Linked DNA regions of Homo sapiens: region 1 is linked to region 2. Evidence: chromatin contacts called from ENCODE Hi-C or POLR2A ChIA-PET data. All regions are on one chromosome and are shown on one strand. The core of a region is the stretch at or near the end of the contact, and the rest is flanking DNA. Distances in the headings are between cores, read along the strand shown. Region 1 holds the start of CAPN7 (calpain 7). Region 2 overlaps SLC6A6 (solute carrier family 6 member 6).

Region 1 (5,295 bases), core at 1-2,500, 770 kb after region 2:
CACATTAGATATATTTAAGTAGTGGAGTTGACTCATTCAACATTTTAAAATATTTGTTGAACACCTGCTCTGGAACAAGGCTTGCGCTCAACGCTGGGATCAAAGTGGTAAAGACAGGAAGCATCCCTGCTTCAGCTATAAAACTGTAGTTGCTACCTTTGAGAGCCATCTTTGGGCCAGGCACAAAATCAAATTCTGTGTGTCTTTATAACAGCCTGATGAGACCGTTGTTATTAAGAACTTCACTAAATGTGAAGAAATACACTTAAACTAAGAAATTAGAGTCCCATTTTAAATGCAGGCCAAATGACTGAAAAAAAATTTAGAGTATAATTAAAAAATTAAAAGTACACACTTAAAATGTAGTTTGATAAGTTTTGACAAACGTATATATTTTTACACCACCATTGAGATATAAAACATTCTCATCATCCGAAAAGATTCCTTTGTATCCCCTTCCCAACCACTGATCTGCTTTCTAACATCGTAGTGTTTTCTAGTGTTTCTTATAGATGGAATTATACATTATGTACTCAATTCTTACTTCTTTGACTCAGCATGAATTTGGTGGTGCCCATCACTAATTCATTTTTATTACTGCTGACTTCAGACCTTTAGGGGAGAGAAGACATAAATCAAATAATCACCTAATTAAGTATTTAATTACAACAGCATCAAGTTAACCTAAGGGTAAGTACAAGTGGAAATACATTACCTTGTTTGTTAACAATTCAATCAATACGACCTTGGTGTACAGTGGGGGGCTATAGGGTCATGATTCAGCTTGTGGAAAACAAATGAAAATAAATGTTAGCGAAGAGTGACTCTAAAGAACCTCTGTCCTCACGGTAATTTTTTTAATGTGTCAGATGCTGGTGGGAGGCATTCTTCCTTAGCTCTTTACTCCCATCCCTTACACTTAACAGAGGAAAGGATCTGTAAGGCGCGTACCCCTCTACTGCCCACTGTCGACGAAAACAGCCTCGCCCTGCACCGCCACCGCCACGCATAAGGCGGTGTGTGGGCAGCTCGGACGTGGCACCTGCCCTCAGCTGCTCAATCCCGGGCGCCGCGACGGTCACGTGCACAGCGGCAGGCCTTTTTGCCCCGCCCCCGCGGCCCGGCTCCTGCGTGGGCCCGGCCCCGCCCACAGCCCGCGCAGTCCCGCGAGCCTGGCCTCGGCGGCCCCAGCTTCTAAGGAGCTCGTGAGGGCCAGGCTGCGCCTGCGTCGGGCGGCTGGTGGGCGGGGCGAGGGCCGCTGGGGCCGCGAAGTGGGGCGGCCGGGTGGGCTACAAGCCGGGTCTGGGCTGAGGGGCGCGGCTTCGCGGTGGACCCCAGCCCGGCAACGGGAAGGCGAGCTCTCCTCCACCGTCCAAAGTAAACTTTGCCGCTCCTTCCGCGGCGCTCCCGAGTCCTCGCCGCCGCCGGGCCGCCGCAGTCCGCGAAGAGCCGTCCTGCGTCAGGGCCTCCTTCCCTGCCCCGGCGCGGGGCCACTGCGCCATGGACGCCACAGCACTGGAGCGGGACGCTGTGCAGTTCGCCCGTCTGGCGGTTCAGCGCGACCACGAAGGCCGCTACTCCGAGGCGGTGTTTTATTACAAGGTAGGGCCGGGCCCGGCGCTTCGGTCGGAGTTGCTCAGTCGGAGTGCGGCCCGGGCCTGCGGCCGAGGGGCGGGATCCGGGTGCGGAGGCTAGCGGCCCCGGCTTTGCTTTTCCCTCGTCCGCCTCCCGGCCCTCCTCTTGTTGGGAGCGGCAAGCCCGAGTGCAGAGGCCGACGCTGAGGCTGCGGGGAGGCTGGGTCGCGGCTTGCAGCCGCCGCTCCTCCACCTGTAGTCCTGACTGGCAAATGCCCACCGTTGAGCCGCTTTGGGGGGCAGGTGTTAGATATGGGTAGTTAGTAGCCAATTCTTGCTGTCACTTGACTCTGATTTACAGCTAGCGGGAAATGGCCTGTGATATATATCAAAATAATGCATGCTCGTTAAATAAACTTAAAAAGAATAAAAACCATCTCCTGTCATAGCATTTGACATACAGTCATGCGTCCTTAGCGATGTGATATTTTCTGAGAAATGTGTTCTTAGGCCATTTTGTTGTTGTGCGAACACCGTAGAAAGCGCTTACACAAGCCTGAATGGTACAGCCTGTTCCACACCTAAGCTGTATGGCATGGCCTGTTGCTCCTAGGTTACAGGCCTGCGCAGCGTGTTGCTGTACTCAGTGGTGTGTGCAGTTACATGCAGTGGTAAGTATTTGTGCATCTAAACATAGAAAAGGTACAGTAAACATGCAGCATAAAAGATAAAAAAAAAATACTACACCAGTGTGGGGCACTTACCCACAAAAGGAGCTTGCAGGACTGGAAGTTGCTCTGAGTTGGTGAGTAGTGGTGAGTGAATGTGAAGGCCTGGGACATTCACTGCTCTACTCTTGTAGACTTTATAAGCAGTGTACCCTTAGGCTACGCTAAATTTTTTTAATCTTTCTTCAGTAATAAACTAACCTTAGCTTACGGTAACCCTTTTACTTTATAAACTTCTAAATTTTCTTAACTTTTTAACTCTTTTGTAATAGCTTAAAACGAACTTATTGTGCAGTTACACAAACATTTTCTTTATATCTTTATTTGGTAAGTTTTTTTGTTTCTTTTTTTTTTTTTATTCTTTAGTTAAAAACTAAGGCACACGTTAGCCTAGGCCTACACCTCGTCAGGATCATCAATATTACTGTCTTCCACCTCCAATCTTGTCCCACTGGGAGGTCTTCAGGAGCAATAACAGGAATGAAACTGTCGTCTCCTATGATAACAATGTCTCTTGAAATATCTCCTGAAGGACATGTCAGAGACTGTTTTATAGTTAACTTTTTTTTATAAAAGGAGTATACTAACAGTACATAGTATAGCATAGTAAATACATAAACCAGTAACATAGTTGTTGATTATCAAGTATTATGTACTCTACATTATTGTGTGTGGTAGACTTTTACACCACTGGCACCCCAGTAGGTTTGTTTACATCAGCATCACCACAAACATGCGAGTAAAGTGTTGTGCTATGACATTATGATGGCTATGACATGACCAGGCAATAGGAATTTTTCAACTCCATTATAATCTTAGGGGACCACTATCATATATTCAGTCTGTTGTTGACTGAAATGTTATGTGGTGTGTGACTATATTTTTGTGTTTTTTTATGCGTATGTGTATATGCTTTTTTTTTTTTTTTACAAACTGGTTTATACTGTTTTTAGTAATAGCTGCACAGTAGTTCATTATGTGGGTGTACCATATTTTTTTTTTTAAGAGACAGCGTCTTGCCCTGTCACTCAGCCTGGAGTGCCGTGGCCCACTAATAATAGCTCATTGCAGCCTCAAACTGCAAAGCTCAAGCAATCCTCCTGCCTCAGTCTCCCAATTGGTGGGACTACAGGTAGACACAACCACACTTGGCTAATTTTTTTTTTTTTTTTTTTTTTGTGTAGAAATGGAGTCTCGCTGTGTTGCCCAGGCTGGTTTCGAACTCCTGGGTCAAGCGATCTTCCTGCCTCAGTCTCCCAAAATGCTGGAATTACAGGCGTGAGCCTCTGTGCCTGTCCAGTGTACTATAATTAATTTACAGACTCTTGGGCATTCAGTTGATTTTGTTTTTTCAACATCATAAGTAACGATGTAGTTCATATCTTTATAACTAATTCTTATGACTAGTGCAAATTTTTGCCTGAATTTTCTTTGGGATAAATTACCGGGGACAGAATTGATAAATCAAAGGGTATGAGCTTCCATGGTCCACTCTCTTCTCTCCAATTCTGAGGATTTGCAAATATACCCCTCTAGCTCTAGCTAGATTTGGAGGGAGCTGTGTCCTCATGATAGTGTCACCTTTTCTTTTAGAAAGATTATCAGACTTTGATAATACTGTACAATAGTAGTACTTTTTTTCACAAATGTATGTGCTGTCAATAAAGTGTGGTTTGTTTCAGATTAATATTTTGTTGCTTTCATTTTATAATCTTTTTTCCTTTTTTTTTGAGACGGAGTTTTGTTCTTGTTGCTCAGGCTGGAGTGCAATAGCACAATCTCGACTCGCTGCAACCTCCACCTCGTGGGTTCAAGTGATTCTCCTGCCTCAGCCTCCTGAGTAGCTGGGATTACAGGCATGCACCACCACCCCCGGCTAATTTTGTATTTTTAGTAGAGACCGGGTTTCTCCATGTTGGTCAGGCTGGTCTCAAACTCCCGACCTCAGGTGATCCACCTGCCTCGGCTTCCCAAAGTGCTGGGATTATAGGCATGAGCCACCGCCCCCAGCCTATTTTTTTCTTTTTTTATTGATAGGTAATGTACATAGTTTCAGGGTACATGTGATAATTTAATACATTAATATAATTTGTAAAGATAAATCAGCATACTTGGGATAGCCATCACCTTAACTACTTCACAGCTGAACTGTGCAGCTTTTATTACTGAATATTATTCCCTTAATATTTATGCTAGGAACATTTGAATTAATCTAGCTATTTTGAAATGTACAATCAAATATTATAAACTCTGGTCACCCTGTGATCTATCTTAACAGTAGGTCTCATTCTATTATAATCTGCTTTATGTTTAGAGAGTTTTGGTGCATTTCAGAATCCTTTTAGACTTTTTTGACAATTTCACAAGGCATTGTTTAAGAGAAAAATTGTGTGTGTTTTGTGAAATAGCTTTGACAACAGGTTAAAATAGTGCTATATAAAAATAGATTTTATTAAAGCAAAAGAAACTGCTATGCACTGCCCCTTGTTTCCTATAGACTTACATACATGTCAGGAAGAATTTTTTATCTTTGAGAAAGCCAAAAAAAGTGGTTGTACTTCTAGAAATTATTTATATAAGCTTCATCAGTTTAGTATTTAGTGTTTTCTGCCCAGTCCTTTCTATAAGCTATTTATTTCTTGTCAGTTTTGAATATAAATGAAATGAGTAAAATAAAATTGACACCAGCAGTTTTTTAAATTGGCTTTATTTTATTTTTCAGAGACAGGGTCTCATTCTGTCACCCAGGCTGGCGGGCAGTGGTGAGATCATAACTCACTGCAGCCTCAAACTCCTGGGCTAAAACAATCTTCCAGCCTCAGCCTCCTGAGTAGCTGGGACTACAGGTGTGCACCACAATACCTGGCTAATTTTTTTTTTTTCCAGAAATGGGGATTTCACTATGTTGCCCAGTTAGTCTTGAACTCCTGGCCTCAAGCAGTCCTCCTGCCTCAGACTCCTAAGTAAAAAAAATAGCTTTTTTTAAAAAGTAC
Region 2 (5,050 bases), core at 2,197-4,696:
GAACCCCTGGGGATCTTGGGCTGGTTCTGGATGGTGGAGGGGGCCTAGGAATCGGCTTCCAGTTAAGTAGAGCAGGCACCTGTGCTCCAGAACACAGTGGGCACCGGTGACCGACAGTGCTAGTTCCCCACCCTGTCTTGCTAAATCCCAGGCTGTTTGGTTCCTCTAGCACCACACTCTGGTCGAGCTGAATTTCTGAGTCCGAGTGAGGTGGGGCGGAGGTAGGAAGGAAGAAGAAAGTACATCCTCGTCAGGGGGAAAAACATGTTTAAAAGAGGAACAAGGAGGGGGAGGTTGTTTGCAAACATTTAATGAGGTAGGAGTTTCACATACTGTAGATGGGATATTGTGCCTACTTTAGAGAGGGTAACACTGAGGCTGAAGAGAGAAGGTGACTTGCCCAAGGCTGTACAGCAGAGCGCCCTGACTGGTTTCCATGGCACTGTGGCATCCGGCAGAGCCACAGTGACAGAGTTGGGGCTGGCCCGGCTCCTGCACGTGCACCCTTAGCTGACTCTGTCACTGGGGCCTGTATCCTTCCAGTTTCTATAGAGCAAGGGAGGGGCTGCCCTCTGCTTTTCATAGCCAACAAGGAGCAGGGCTTTAGGCTTCTTACAGCTTAAAAGGAGAAGGTCAAGGAAATGGCAACCAACCTTTCTCTTTTCTTGAGTTTCTTTTTTGTGGCCTCCAGAAATAATCCTGGGCTCTGCAGAGCCTGTTTCAGGCTCATGGTCTACCCTACCCCGCCCCCATTTCCGGCAAAACCAGGCTGAGGGCTGGGCTGCTAGCGAAGCTGACAGCAAGAGTGACAGCCCTGTCCTGTCGCTGGTGAGTCAGTGCCAGGAGGTGGCTGCCTGCTGACTCACCCACTCCTTCCGCAGGCTCCAGGGGCCCCTACAGCAGCCTGACTCCAGCCAGCCCTGGGCCATGGGGGAAGGAGATGGAAAAGGGGCTTGGCTCCCTCTGACCCTTCACCCAGCCCCTGCACCCTGGAGCAGAGCTGCAGGCAGTGTGACCGTTGTGCTGTTATTGGCCTAAACACATAGCAACAGGAAAACAACCCCAAAACCCCAGCCTTAAGAGCAAGTCCAACAGTGCGCGACTCCCCAGGTCAGGAGAAGCCCCGATGTGTGCAGAATCTGCAGATGGGGCTGCTCTCGGCCCTGCCTCTGGCTGTGGAAACAGGCCTCCAAGTACCCAAGGTAGGCATTTTGGTGGCCCTCCCCAAGCTCCTCTTTCTCCTCCAGCCCAGCTGTGGGTACCAAGTGCCCTGGAAGTCTACTGAGTGGTGTCCAGGGTCCCCTCAGACAGCATCCCAGAGACTTGACCTTCCTCTGTGTGTCCAGGCTGTCAGGCCCAGCTCTCAGGGACTCTTTGACCAGAGACGTCTTTGAAGCCTACCCTTGACCAGACACGGAACCTTGTCCTTCCTCTGAACTTGTAGAATAATTTTTGTTTCTTTAACAAAACGAGCCCCTCCCTCCTTCTCTAGTCGTTAGTGCTGTGAAGGTGGGACGTTAGTGCTGTGAAGGTGGGACGGTGACCCAGTACCCCTGTGATGGCCCTGGGCCAGGTGTGTAGCAGGTGCTCAGTCAGCCAGAGCTTTTGTTCCCTCCCGCCACCTCCCCCAGAGAGAATTGCCCCAGGTAAGCGAGTGCCTGCTCAGAGCAGAGTGGGCAGATGACTTCCCAAGAGCACATTACAGCAAAGGGTGACCCTGTTCCTTTCAAAGCATGGCTTCACCCATGGAGCCGGCAGGGTTTGGGCTTCCTGCACAAGGATGTTGTGTTTGTGCCACCAGTCTTAGGTGTTAGGTCCTTGGTCAAGGGGAAGACATTCTGGCCACCCACCCCGCAGGTTCTCAGCTCATGGTGAGGAACCCAGGCGGCCGAGGTGTGGGGTTAACGACTCTACAGGCCCCACCAGAAAGTGTTAGCTGAGCACGGTAGCTCCCATCTATAATCTCAGCACTTTGGGAGGCCAAGGCAGGTGGATCACTTGAGGTCAGGAGTTTGAGACTAGCCTGGCCAACATGGTGAAACCCCATCTCTACTAAAAATACTAAATAATTAGCTGGGCGTGGTGGCAGGCACCTGTAATCCCAGCTATTCAGGAGGCTGAGAAACGAGAATCTCTTGGACCCAGGTGGCGGAGGTTGCAGAGAGCTGAGATCGCACCCTGCACTCCAGCTTGGGCAACAGAGCTAGACTCTGTCTCAAAAAAAAAAAAAAAAAAAAAAAAAAGTCATAAGTACCTGCAGGGAAAAACCCAACATGGGCCCTTAAGTTCCCTTTCAGAGTAGAAGGGAAGGGTTGGTGGTCAGGGACAATCCAGGGCTTTTAGCCAAAAGCGTTGAGCCCTCACTGGGGCAGCACAAAACTTGGGATAAATCCAGGTTCTAACTCTGGCCTTGGGGGCCCCGTCCCCTCTTCCTCTCTGCCACACTCTGGCTTTCTGTTTCTTCACTATGTGCACCATGGCCCTCTTTACACCTGCTGTTCTCTGCTCTTAGAACAGTGTTCCCCCAGTTCTTTGCCCCCAGTTCTTTGCCTCAGCTTCAGTGTGGCTAAAAGCTTGTTCCCTAGAGCCGAGCTTCTGGGTTTGAATCCAGCTGTATGACCCTGGGCAAGTGGCTTTACTTCTCTGGGCCTCTTTCCATCATCCGGGCTGGTGAGGAGTAAGTGAGTGAGTTGGTGTCTGGAAAGGGCTTGGCACAGGGCCTGCCCACAGTGAGTCCTCAGCGAGCTGCTGTTGTTATGAAATGTCACCTCCGCAGAGGGGCCTACTTTGTTGTTTTCTGTGTGCTGGGCACTGTCATAAATAATTGCTCATTTATGTGTTTAGTGTCTATCTCCCCTTCTGCAGGTCAGCTTGGTAGGGCTCACCCACTGTCTCCAGTTCCTAGAGCAGTGCCTGGCACATAGTAGGGTGAGTTAACAGCCACTGCTTGCCAAAGCCACTCAAACCTTTGTTCTAACCCTGGACCTCTGAGATGCAGAGGGGAAGTGACTTGGCCTGCATGACCCAGCTTTCTGACCTCGCCCACTGCCCTTTCCCCGACTTAGCTGCTTGGGCTCTGCTGTGGGGCACCTCCGTTTGGAGTATGGTGTGTGCCTCAAACACCTTCATCTGGGGCAGCGCCAGCCACCCTGCCTCATCCTGGCCCTTCTCAGGCCATCCTGCCACCGGGAGCCTGCCGTGCCTCCACCCCTCCCCCTGCAACTGGCACGGTGGCACTCTCCTTGCTGCCTCTCCTCTGCTGCCAGACTGTGGTTCTCTGGGGCTTTGGGCCAGGTCCTGCCACTTCCAAGGAGATGATAAAACAGTTTGGACCCAGTCCCCAGACCTTATGTTCACCTGCCAATGTTTTTATGAGGGGAAGGTGACAAGTTGGCTGTCTATTAGACTCATACCGTGTCTCGCCACCCCCGGCGTTGTTCCAGAGGCTTGTTCTTTGCAAAACCTGCTCACTGTCATCCACTCTTCCCCAGCAAACCACAGACTAAGAAGAACTACGTGGTCTGGCTGGTCCCCATCCAGAGGTCACCTTGCCCCAGGGTGGCACCAAGGTCATGGAGTTGGGACGTGGGTGCAAATCCTGGCCCACTGTCCTGTAGCTGTGGGACCTGGGATAAGGCTTCCCCCTTCTCTGAGCCTCAGTCTCCTGATCTGTGAAAGGCAAGGCTGATGAGGCCGGGGGTGAGGTAGAGGCTTTTCTGCAGGGCTTAGTGTGATCCAGGCAGGAGGCTTCTAGCGGAGGTCGGGGGTCTCTGAGGGTAGACCCGTACTTTGGTGGGGTGGAGGTTGCAGTTAAATCAGGAGAGGGGAGGACCTCACCCGAGGATGCTGAACCCCAGGTAGATAACAAGCCCCTGTCCCAGAGACGGCATGCTGAAACGATTTCCTCAACAGAATTCACTTTCACTACGACCAGAATATTTTTGCTCATTGTTTCGGCTTTGTTCCGGGCAAAACAATGCCTGGCTTCCTGGATGACCTCACCGGGACAAGCCATCAGGGCTGTAGGCCAGCCTGGTCAGCATCTCCGCACGAGCCCATTCTTCCCTTTGCCACGGCCACCTTAGGTGACCTGGGGGCAATAGTGTGACCAAAGAGAGCAGACTGGCCACAGGCTGAGTCTGGCCCCCTCTGTGTTTGTGTTTGACCCAGGTGGTGGTTTAGAAACTGAAAAATGTGTGTGTGCATATAAACCAGATTTCAACATCTCTTGAGAAGCTGGAGGATCCAGCCCCAGTGGGCACCAGTCCCGAAGGCACCTGCAGTAGTGGGAGCTAAGGAGAGCTGCCTGTGAGAGTCCAGACTCCTCCTGTCCCCTGGTTCCCACTCTTCCCTGCGACCTCCCCACCCCAGTGGACTCCTGTCCTTTGCCCACCAGGCCTCTGGAGGCTTTGGAGCTCGCCACGCTTGAGTTAGCCTTTCCTTGGGAGCAGATAACCAACAGATACAGACCTCATGATACAATTCAATGATTCAATCTCTTAAAGGTGTACTTTTAAAATATATATAAAAGAGAAAAAGAAAGGCTTTGATTAATTTCCACTTAAAACAGCTACTCCACTTAGAGTGATGGAAAGAGCTTCTACTTTATTATTATTATTTTTTCATCTTTTTAGAAACAGGGTCTTGCTCTGTCACCCAGCCTGGAGTGAGGTGGCATGATCACAACTCACTGCAGCCTCCAACTCCCGGGTGCAAGTGATCCTCCTACCGCAGCCTCCTGAGTAGCTGGGACTGCAGGCGCACGTGACCACACCTGGCTAATTTTTTTTTAACTTTTTGTACAGACAGGGTCCAAATGTGTTGCCCAGGCTTATCTGGAACTCCTGGCCTCAAGCCACCCTTTCACTTCAGCCTTCCAGAGTGTTGGGATTAAAGGTGTGAGCCACCACGCCCACCCAGGAATAGCACTCTTAACAACAACTCCCTTTTTTTTTTTTTTTTTTTTTTTTTTTTTTTTTTTTTTTTTTTTTTTTTTGGTGCTTAATTGTTAAACACTAGGGCCAAGGAGAGTGCCCTTGGCAGGCATCAC

What was found. A loop is a pair of places that touch in the nucleus more often than their neighbours do. ChIA-PET counts read pairs that join two places held with the same protein, here RNA polymerase II (POLR2A). Pooled maps may share reads with other maps.
Region 1: a loop to region 2 is called in a pooled map, with 8 times the contacts of the local background. The contact joins the promoter of CAPN7 here to the enhancer-like site in region 2. A Hi-C loop is called at or near these places in 1 of 37 single-sample maps with no recorded cell type and 6 of 50 pooled maps. POLR2A ChIA-PET finds 5 or more read pairs at or near these places in 2 of 52 experiments (T-cell and activated T-cell).

Annotation. Positions count from the first base shown.
Region 1 is chr3:15,204,996-15,210,290 of GRCh38, forward strand. It overlaps CAPN7 (calpain 7), which reads left to right and starts at 1,251. Exons shown (of 21, transcript NM_014296.3): 1 at 1,251-1,602. The coding sequence starts at 1,501. It also overlaps the pseudogene COL6A4P1. RefSeq lists a silencer at 957-1,476.
Region 2 is chr3:14,431,586-14,436,635 of GRCh38, forward strand. All of the region lies in intron 2 of SLC6A6 (solute carrier family 6 member 6), which reads left to right. Among named protein-coding and RNA genes, the nearest start is that of SLC6A6, 32 kb to the left of the region's middle. RefSeq lists enhancers at 278-1,189, 567-976, 676-970, 3,014-3,925, 3,926-4,837. Within about 2 kb of position 3,447, at least 14 of the 41 ENCODE cell types and tissues checked have a DNase peak (open chromatin) inside an H3K27ac peak, as active enhancers do.